Regions from separate parts of the Homo sapiens genome. Here regions 2 and 3 are each linked to region 1. Evidence: chromatin contacts called from ENCODE Hi-C or POLR2A ChIA-PET data. All regions are on one chromosome and are shown on one strand. Each heading gives the region's core, a stretch centred on a gene start or an enhancer-like site at or near the end of the contact. The rest is flanking DNA. Distances are from core to core; before and after follow the strand shown. Region 1 holds the start of SEC14L1 (SEC14 like lipid binding 1). Region 2 has its middle 120 kb from the start of LINC01987. Region 3 overlaps MFSD11 (major facilitator superfamily domain containing 11).

Region 1 (3,173 bases), core at 187-2,686:
TGTCGACCAGGCTGGGGTGCAGTGGCGCGATCTCGGCTCACTGCAAGCTCTGCCTCCAGGGTTCACGCCATTCTCCTGCCTCAGACTCCCAAGTAGCTGGGACTACAGGCGCCCGCCACCACGCCCGGCTAATCTGTTGTATTTTTAGTAGAGACAGGGATTTCACCGTGTTAGCCAGGATGGTCTCGATCTCCTGACCTCGTGATCCGCCCACCTCGGCCTCCCAAAGTGCTGAGATTACAGGCGTGAGCCACCGCGCCCGGCCGGTGGATGTGATTTCTACAAACAAGCAAAAGCCAGTCAGACTGAATGTAGTGAATAATGTAGGTGACCCAGCTGGAAGATGATGGTTTGACGTGGAACACAAGGGGTGATGAGGCCATGAATGATTTGCTTGTGTGTCTGGTAAACTGGCTTTGATGGAAATTCCTAAACAGGTCCAAAAACGTTCTGTCCAATGGCAGCATGAAATGTACAGCCACTCAGGGTGACTAATGTGAACGGAACAACAGTGACTTTGACAGTGAAATTGCATGTTGGTTATAAAACCAGCTTTGCTGTGTGGGTGGGCATGCGAGGTGCCCCTTTCTAGTCATGAGCTCCTCTTAAGGACCCCAAAATGTCTCAGTGGTACCGGATTGAAAATTGGGGCTGGACGGTGCTCTCCTGCTGAAATTCGGGAGCTACTTAGCAGCCCCACCTTGGCACCCTCGTTTCCGAGGGGCAGGCCCTGGGCGCGCGTCTCAGTTTCAAGCCCGCGGCCCGACACTAGAGCCGTCTGGATGTGTTGACAAGGATGCCGCTGGGCTCCACCCGGGCTCACCCGGGCCCTCCCGAGCCCTGGGCCGCGCAGCACCGGCGTCCGCCTCCTCCCCATTACTCGGCGAGAATGCGGTCGGGGCACTGGCGCGAGCAGCCTGGTGCTCCTGAACAGTCAACAAGAAATGAGGAAGCACGGGGGCAGCCGCCAGGGCGACCAGAGGCAGGCCTCAGAGCAGCAGCCATACGGGAGGGCCCCGGTGGTTTTGACCTCCCGCAAACTTCCCTTTTCCCGCTCAGCCGAACCCCTCCCCTGCACGCCGGCAGCCCCTTGGGGCTTCACTCCGCCTCCGCCCGCTACTCGCGAAGCCCAGCCCGGCCCCGCCCCCAACAAGTGACGCAAAACTGGGAGGGGCCACGAGGACCTCGGGCACATCCAGCAGTGCGACGGGGCCGGCGCCTTCTCCGAGCTCCTCCCACGCTCGCGGGTCGGAGCTCGCGCCTGCGCAGTTCGGGCCCCGGGTGTCCTCCCCCCTCCCCTTTCTTAGCAACCATCGCCCGCTCCCGCCCCCGCTCCCTCGGCCGCGGCCGCGCACGCGCGCCCCTCCCGGCGCCCGGCCCCGCCCACCCCGTCACCCGTAACAACCACAAGTGCCGTCGCCGCGCCCCTTCCCCCTCCCGCCTCCCCGGCCCCCTCCCCGGAACCGGCGGTCGAGCTACGGTCGCGGAGCAGTGGAACCGAGACTGCCCCGCGGAGCCGCCGGTATGAGCGCCCCTCGCCACCCCGTGTCCCAGGCCCGGCCTTTCTGACAAGAGGTAGGCGCGTCGTCGCGGCGGGTCCGAGTGCGCCCTCGCCCCGGTCCCGGTCTCCGTGGAGTCCGGCGCCTCTCGGGCGGGCCCCCCGGAACTCCCGGCCGCCCGCTTGCTGAGCCTGTCCCTCCCCAGCCCCGGCTGCCATCGGCCCGGCACCCGAAACGGGCCGTGCCCCCGCCCCCCTGCTCGCCCTCCGCCCCCCTGCTCGCCCCTCGCCGCCCCTCGCCCCCCTCCCCCGCCCCCACCCCCACCTCGCCAGGCTTCCAGTTCCCGGGAGCCGCTTTTTGCTGAGAGCGGAGTTTCGGGTCCGGAGCCAGTGCCCGCCCCTCTCTCCCGTCGGTCGGGGCTTTGGCCCCGTGGGGCTCAGCCGCGCGGGACCCCTGCTGAGCAGCCCCGGGCGCCGGCCGCCCCTCGAGCCTGCTCGGGATGCGTTCAGTGGGTCTGGCCTTTGGCTCCTGTTTAAACAGCGATTGTCATGCAATGGAGGCCGTCCGGCTCCTGGATGCCACTTGGTCGTTGTCACTCCGGATGCCCGCGTAGGGCGTTTATCTGGACCAGAGCATCGGCAGCTGAGACCTGGCTGTGGTTCACAAGCTCGTGAATTAGCAGGTTCTTAAGTGAGTGTAGCCAGTTCTGCCAGGCGGTGGAATCCTGAATGGATGTTACCGTTTCTTAAACGAGCATTACGCTTTTTTGCTTCTTCCCCCAACTCTTGTTTGTACCCGGTTATCGTCCTCATATCTGGGAGAGTACCCTAAAATTAATATTCCCAATTAAATTTTTAAAAGATGATTGGATTCCCACTGTGCACCAACACTGTAAGGTTTGCAAAAGAAAAAGAACGTGGTCCCAGCACATCAGGATGTGTCAGTCGCATAATCAAGATGAATATTAGAAAAGCTTCAAGTTGAGTTTGGAGAACTTGGGAGTTTGGCTCTCATTCTCATGGTTTTAGAGGTGGAAGTCTTTCAAGATCATCTCCCCGAAAACCTCATTTTACAGAGATGAAACTGAGTCCTAGGGAAGTCAAATGGCTTACTCGTGGTCACCCAGAGTCATTCCTTAGCCGTTTTCACACTGTCAGATGGCGATGTTTTCCACCATGACCTCTCCTCTGAGAGGTATGCCAGACATACCAGAGAAAGTTCCAAACCTGTTTAAACCTTAGTACTATAGATGGGAATTCTATACCAGGCGCCGTGACTCATGACTATAATCCTAGCACTTTGGGAGGCTGAAGTGGGCAGATCCCTTGAGCCCAGGAGTTTGAGACCAGCCTGGGCAACATGGGGAAACCTTCTACAAAAAATATATATGGTGGTGCGTGCCTGTGGTCCCAGCTACTTGGGAGGCTGAGGCAGGAGGATCACTTGAGCTTAGAAGGTGGAGGCTGCAGTGAGTGGAGATTGTGCCACTGTGTTCCACCTTGGGCAACAGAGAGACACCCTGTCTCAAAAAAAAAAAAAAAAAAAAAGGAATCTTGGAAGTTTCTGAAATAAAATACATCTTGGTAATTTGTCTCTCTCTTTTTTTTTTAACAGCTAGACTTCGGGCTCCTTGAGGATATTCAGTTTTGTATGTTTGAATATCCTCTCACCATG
Region 2 (3,173 bases), core at 235-2,734, 470 kb after region 1:
GCATAGTGCAGTGACTACATTGAACAAATTAACACATGAATTACCTCATAAACTATCATTTTTCTGTGGTAAGAACACTTACAATCTACTCTTTTGGCGATTTTGTTTCTTTTTAAGGCGAATGGCATTCCACTGTATGGATAGACCACACTGCATTCACCCATCCATCTGTTGACGGCCGTTGGGCTGTTTCTAGCTTTGTGCTGCTGTGAGTAATGATGCTATGAACATGTGTGGCCGTGTCTCCTTTCGAGTCTCTGTTTTCAGTTCTTTGGGGGTGATCCCTAGGCATGGCATTTCTGGTGACCTGCACAACGGGAGCTTCCATGGGGTGATGGGGTCCATGCCCAGGCTGGATGCTGGGAGAGAATGAGAGGAGAGGAATGGAGATGGCAAGGGTGCACAGCTCTTTTGAGAAGTTTTGCTGCCAAGGAAAGGGGAGATGTGGAGTGATTGCTCGAGGGAAAAACAGGGCAAAAGGGTTTAGTTTGGTTTTTGGGGACAGGAGAAGTGGCATGTGCTGTCATGCTGGTGAGAATTGTCCCACAGTGAGGGAATCACCCATGGCAGATGGAATGGGAGGGAGGGAGATCAGACAGTGACCCCACGGGTGGAACGGGAGGGAGAGAGATCAGATATTGGCCCCACGGGTGGAACGGGAGGGAGGGAGATCAGACACTGGCCCCACGGGTGGAACGGGAGCGAGGGAGATCAGACAGTGACCCCACGGGTGGAACGGGAGGGAGAGAGATCAGACACTGGCCCCACGGGTGGAACGGGAGGGAGGGAGATCAGACATTGGCCCCACGAGTGGAACGGGAGGTAGGGAGATCAGACATTGGCCCCACGGGGAGGTGGATGCTGGGGTGGGAGCTCCTCAGGGGCCCCTCTGCTGTCTTTGAACGGGTTCCCTCCCAGGGTTCAGACAACACCCCTGACCTTCTCCTGATCTGTTACGGACTGCAAGAGGATTAAGGACTGTGGGCAGGTCAGATATTGAGAAGGAGAGAGTTCCTGGTGGATTTAATTCTGTGAAAAACATGGCAGCAGGCCTGCAGTCAGACCGTGGGTCCTGTTCTTCTCCACTGTGAAGCTGGAACCTCCATAGGAGCAAAAGAAGTTGGAAGGGGGTGAGGAAGGAAGAGGGGCCATGTTGTGAAGAGTAAAAATAAAACAATAAGGCTGTCATCACTGGGGGGCTGTCAGCGCTCAGGCCACACCCCCTCAGCAAGTGACAAGGACAAACAGTTGCACGGTGCTTAACAAGTTTAAAAAATATATAATATTTTCACTCTGATAAAAGAAAAACTTCAGCCGAATTAAATTGAAAGGAGTTGAACTGAGCAATGAACAATTCGTGAATCAGGCAGCCTCCCGAGCCAGAGTGGGCTCAGAGACTCCAGGGCAGCCACGTGGTGGAGTAAGATTTATGGACAGAAAGAGGAAATCGACTACAGAAAGCGAAAGTGAGGTACAGAAACAGCTGGATTGGTTACAGGTTGGTGTTTGCCTTATTTGAACACCGTTCAGTCGGCCCCCTTTGATTGGCCAAAACTCAGTGACTGGCACAAGTGCAGGCTACAGTCTGTTGATGCCTCCGCTTGTTACATCGATAGTTCACGATGTACAGAAAAACCTTTAGGCCGAACTTAAAATATGTAAGGAGGCAGCTTTAGGCTAAACTTGATTTAACAACATGCATTTAGCTTTCTGAACTCAATGTTATTTCAACTGCTCTTCCCCAAGCTTCCAGATGGGACCGGAGTTTCGGGGATGTGGTTTGCCCAAGGATGCACACCAGAGGGTGGCTGAGCCTGGCGGGTCCCCGATCTGTGCCCCAGAGTGAGTGGCACCAGAGAGAGGATGCAGCCCTCAATGTTTCTGCACTTTGAGCTGATTGCTTTCCCATTTGACCCTAGAAGTTGGATATAAACATTGTCTTGTGTTTGATTTCCTTTGTTTGGGGAGGTCATAAAAAGGCCCCAACAGGATTCTATTAAAGCTTTTTCTTCCAAGTGAGTATCTAAGGCCAAGTTATAAAGCGTTGCAGGGGAAAAGCGAATATTTGCCTTGAAACCTCTTCCCTTGCCTTATAGAAAACCAGAAGAGAAAGAGCACTGAGCAGAGGAGAAGCATATTGCTTCCTTCCCTTGTCCACGTCCTCTGGGCCCCCAGTCCACGTGACTGTGGGGCCTGGGCGCCTGCCCCATCCTCCCTCCACCGAGAAGGGAGCTTCCAGTGTGTTAAGGGGGGCAGCACCGCAGTTCTGTTGTTTTCTTTCCACAGGCTTGGGGTTCACAAACTCAGAAGGGATTTGTCCCTGAGCATTTTTCTCCCTTGGTTTTTTAAGCCATTTGGGTTTCAAGGAAATTGAATCCATGTGTGTTTGGATTAATTGCTTAACTCCTAAAAACGTTGTTTTGTAACAGCAATTTGACATCCAAAAAGCTTGTTAAGTTACTTTCCATCCTTTTTCTGTGGTCCCAATCGGGGGAAATGGGAGATCCCTCCTGCACCAGCCCCATGCTTACAGCTGGAAAGGGCTAATGAGGAATTAGCGTGATGTTCAGTTTATCCCCAAATAAGGCGGGCTTGCAAACCCCACTCTGAAATCCAGGAAGCCTCCTGGGTCCTGCTGGGTTTCTGGGCTTTAGAGAATGTGGACACCTTCTGTGGTCTCGTGTTCAATTTGAGATTTCCTTTTCCCTGGGTCTCGTTTCCAGAGCTTGACTGATCCTCTGGTGGTTCAAATCGCAGTGGAGGAGATGTCAGGCCCCCGAAGGGATGCATGTCTCAGCAGTCAGGGCTCTTGAGGTCTAGGAGGTGCTGCTGAGGGAGGGAAGGTTCGTGTGCTCTGCTCTAGAAATTGTTCTGATGTTCAGGCGTGGTGACTGATGGGATGGCCCCGTATCATGAGTCAAAGAGGAAGAGTGCACCTTCTTGAATGGCCAGGTCCATCAGGAGGCTCCGGGGTTAATGTCATCCGGAAGAGAGGAGTGCTCTTAGGCTGGGCATTTACCCCTAGACCTCAGTTTTCCCATCTGTTAAACAGGAATAACCCCTGACCTCAGAGTTGTTCCACGAGCCGTTTCCTGGTGCCCCCGGACTTCATGTGAGCAGGCATCTGCATTGGCCCCAGTGGACGCTGAGGGTTTCCTCAAGTGGACCCTTTC
Region 3 (3,173 bases), core at 674-3,173, 390 kb before region 1:
CTGATGACAGAGCAAGACTCGGTCTCAAAAAAAAAAAAAAGGAAAAAGAAAAATCTTTAAAAATTAAGGAAAAAATATTTTTTAAAAACTTTCTTATAATCTTATTAACAATTATGCTTAACTTGCATTATCTTATTTAATTCCCATGGGTAAGTCGTAGCATCCCTATTTGATGAATGAGGAAATAATACTTGGAGAAATGAAGTCACTTGTCTAAAATCACACAACTAATTAGCAGCAAAGCCAGGCCTCTGACTCCAAAGCCCTTGTTTCAATCAGTAGATCATTGTGCGTCCCAGCCATGTCACAAGGAGGGCATTCATGATTCTGAAGAGTGTTATTGAATATGATTCTAGTATAATTAAAAACTTATTTCTCCAAAGGAATCATAGAAGGAAATGTCTGCTTTGTGAAAATTGCAGATTAATGAAAGCAAATGGTATCAATAAGAACTCTGCCATCCTCAGTATTATAGCTCAGGCGTGTTGTTGCTCAGTCCTCAGACAGCTGCAGTTGCTCTGTGTATCACCTTATATAACCCACTTCCGTTTCCCATTGAAGAGAAAATGAGGCATAGGATGTACAATGATCTAATGTTAGGCACTTCCTTGACTTCATCAATCTTGGTGGATGAATAAGAAAAATACGTTTTAAGCTTTGGAGCATGATTTCAAGCACTCAGTAGTGTTTCGGCAGTAGTCTTGGTAAACTGGAAAAGTCAGGGATTTTTTTTTTTTTTTTTGAGATGGAGTCTTGCTCTGTTGCCCAGGCTGGAGTGAAGTGGCGTGATCTCAGTTTCTGGGTTCAAGCGATTCTCATGTCAGCCTCCTGAGTAGCTGGGATTACAGGGGTGCACCACCACACCCTGCTAAATTTTTTTGTATTTTTAGTAGAGATAGGGTTTCGCCATGTTGGCCAGGCTGATCTGAAACTCCTGACCTCAAGTAATCCACCCTCAAGTGATCAGCCTGCCTTGGCCTCCCAAAGTGCTGGGGTTCCAGGCGTGAGCCACCACACCCTGCCCAAGTCTGTGATTTGACCTGCCTTGTATGGATAAATAAAATTGCAGGTTGCGACGAAGACCCACCTCTCTCAGCAGGGCAGGAGATAGGCATGAATCCTTGCCTTGGTAATCTTCCTGAGGTAAATATTAGTACAGATTTTAAAATAACCTTCCCTTTTAAAACCTGAGATTTGATGACACTGTTGGTATAGAAACATATAACATATAAAAATCTTGTGCTCACTTCGGCAGCACAAATACTAAAATTGGAACAATACAGAGATTAGCATGGCCCCTGCGCAAGGATGACATGCAAATTTGTGAAGTGTTCCATATTTAAAAAAAAAAATCTTGTTCCATAAAAAAAAAAAATCTTGTCACATGTTGGTTACAGTTCCCAAAAACACTTCATCAGAAAGCACATAGCAGTCGTCACCTGTCAGTGCTTGAATTTTGATGTGAAGCCAATCGAGAGTACAGTACCTGTCAAAGTCTCTTGGTTCTCGATACCCAAACAGTCATAGCAGCAAGGAGATGAATGAAAGCTAACTTCAAGAAAGCCTTCATGATACCACATCCAAAGTAACCACCTCAGGATGCAGAAAATAACAAAAGTCTCTGACGGGTTTTAATGCCAAAGAACTTATTTTTCATAGTAAGGGCGGTAGAAAATTGAGTACTCACAGATTATTTTCAGTTTGAAGGTAACAGGATAGGCCGGGTGTGGTGGCTCATGCCTGGAATCCCAGCACTTCAGGATGCTGAGGCAGGTGGATCACTTGAGCTCAGAAGTTCAAGACCAGTCTGGCAACATGGTGAGACCCCGTCTCTACCAAAACTACAAAAAATTATCTGGGTGTGGTGGGACCCACCTGTAATCCCAGCTACTCAAGAGGCTGAGGTGGGAGGATGGCTGGTGGGAGGATCACCTGAGCCTGCGAGGTGGGGGTTGCAGTGAGCTGAGATTGCATCACAGCACTCCAGCCTGGGAGGTGGAGTGCGACCCTGTCTCAAAAAAAAAAAAAAAAGAAAGAAAGAAAGAAAGTGAAAGTAACAGGATAGAAGGTATTTCTGTACTGCCTGAAGTATCATTTCTGAGAAAGACGTGCATAAACATGTACAATAAGTGTAATCTGAAAGAATAGTCTTCCAATAGTTGATAGAGAGGTGCCCAGGTGGGACTTTAAAAACCTGAAGCGAGGGTGTGGCCATGAGGGACACCCTGAGGCAAGGAGCATTCGAGTCACTGGGAATGCATCTCAGACCTGGTATAGGACAGGGTTTTTACGAACGTAAATGAAAATGTGATCGTATGTTTGTTCTTTTATTTTCAAAAAGAAAAAACTTATTTTTTACATTTTATTTTCTCAGGTCTGCCCAGAACAATCTGACAAAGGCAGTAGATGCTTTTAGTAAGTATTTTCTGTATCTGAAATGCAAGAACTGTTCAGGAACAACTCGGCATTTGCCTTTCCCCTATTCCCTGGTAACTTTGGATTGATGACACCCCAGGGTTTGCATTTTTCCAGGTATGCTGCTCTGAAATATATTGATCTTCCTTATCAACATCTCTCTAACATGGGGGTTGTGAGGGATGGATGATGGTATGACTGCCCACCTGCCCAGGTGTGTGAGGGAAGTGGAAAGAGGCTGCATAGCACTCAGGTTCTCCCTGAAGTTGAGAGTCTTCCTGGGATTTTTGCAGGGTAATTAAGAGCAGATTGTGGCTGCGCGCAGTGACTCGCGCCTGTAATCTCAGCACTTTGGGAGTCCAAGGCAGGCGGATCACCTGAGGTCGGGAGTTCAAGACCAGCCTGGCCAACATGGCGAAACCTCTTCTCTACTAAAAATATAAAAAATTTGCCGGGCGTGGTGGCATGCACCTGTAGTCCCAGCTACTCAGGAGGCTGAGGCAGGAGAATTGCTTGAACCTGGGAGGTGGAGGTTGTAGTGAGCCGAGATTGCCCCACTGCACTTCAGCCTGGGTGGCAGAGGGAGACTCCATCTCAAAAAAAAAAAAAAAAGAGCAGATTGCTTGCTACTTCTTGGAGCAAAGCAGTAGCTCCAGTGACCCAGAAGGTAGTAAGAATAATCATGTTCATGCATTGAGAAGTCTTCCTGGCCAAAGACTCTGCTGAATTCTTTGTTTTTTACTCTATGTAATTCTCAC

What was found. Hi-C counts contacts between places; a loop is a spot of excess contacts on that map. ChIA-PET counts read pairs that join two places held with the same protein, here RNA polymerase II (POLR2A). Pooled maps may share reads with other maps.
Region 2: a pooled map shows a loop between it and region 1 (5-fold over the local background). The contact joins the enhancer-like site here to the promoter of SEC14L1 in region 1. A Hi-C loop is called at or near these places in 5 of 50 pooled maps. POLR2A ChIA-PET finds 5 or more read pairs at or near these places in 3 of 52 experiments (CD8-positive, alpha-beta memory T cell, activated T-cell and activated naive CD4-positive, alpha-beta T cell).
Region 3: a pooled map shows a loop between it and region 1 (4-fold over the local background). The contact joins the enhancer-like site here to the promoter of SEC14L1 in region 1. A Hi-C loop is called at or near these places in 4 of 50 pooled maps. POLR2A ChIA-PET finds 5 or more read pairs at or near these places in 3 of 52 experiments (activated CD4-positive, alpha-beta T cell, activated T-cell and naive thymus-derived CD8-positive, alpha-beta T cell).

Annotation. Positions count from the first base shown.
Region 1 is chr17:77,139,533-77,142,705 of GRCh38, forward strand. It overlaps SEC14L1 (SEC14 like lipid binding 1), which reads left to right and starts at 1,437. Exons shown (of 17, transcript NM_001143998.2): 1 at 1,437-1,575; 2 at 3,114-3,173. LOC105371901 (a long non-coding RNA gene) reads right to left here and starts at 1,907. Exons shown (of 5, transcript XR_934988.3): 1 at 1,824-1,907. RefSeq lists silencers at 721-930, 1,081-1,290, 1,301-1,750, 1,915-2,209.
Region 2 is chr17:77,608,892-77,612,064 of GRCh38, forward strand. No RefSeq gene overlaps it. Among named protein-coding and RNA genes, the nearest start is that of LINC01987, 120 kb to the right of the region's middle. Within about 2 kb of position 1,485, at least 9 of the 41 ENCODE cell types and tissues checked have a DNase peak (open chromatin) inside an H3K27ac peak, as active enhancers do.
Region 3 is chr17:76,751,673-76,754,845 of GRCh38, forward strand. MFSD11 (major facilitator superfamily domain containing 11) reads left to right here. Exons shown (of 13, transcript NM_001242532.5): 8 at 2,375-2,415. It also overlaps the pseudogene RNU6-97P. Among named protein-coding and RNA genes, the nearest start is that of MFSD11, 15 kb to the left of the region's middle. Within about 2 kb of position 1,924, at least 4 of the 41 ENCODE cell types and tissues checked have a DNase peak (open chromatin) inside an H3K27ac peak, as active enhancers do.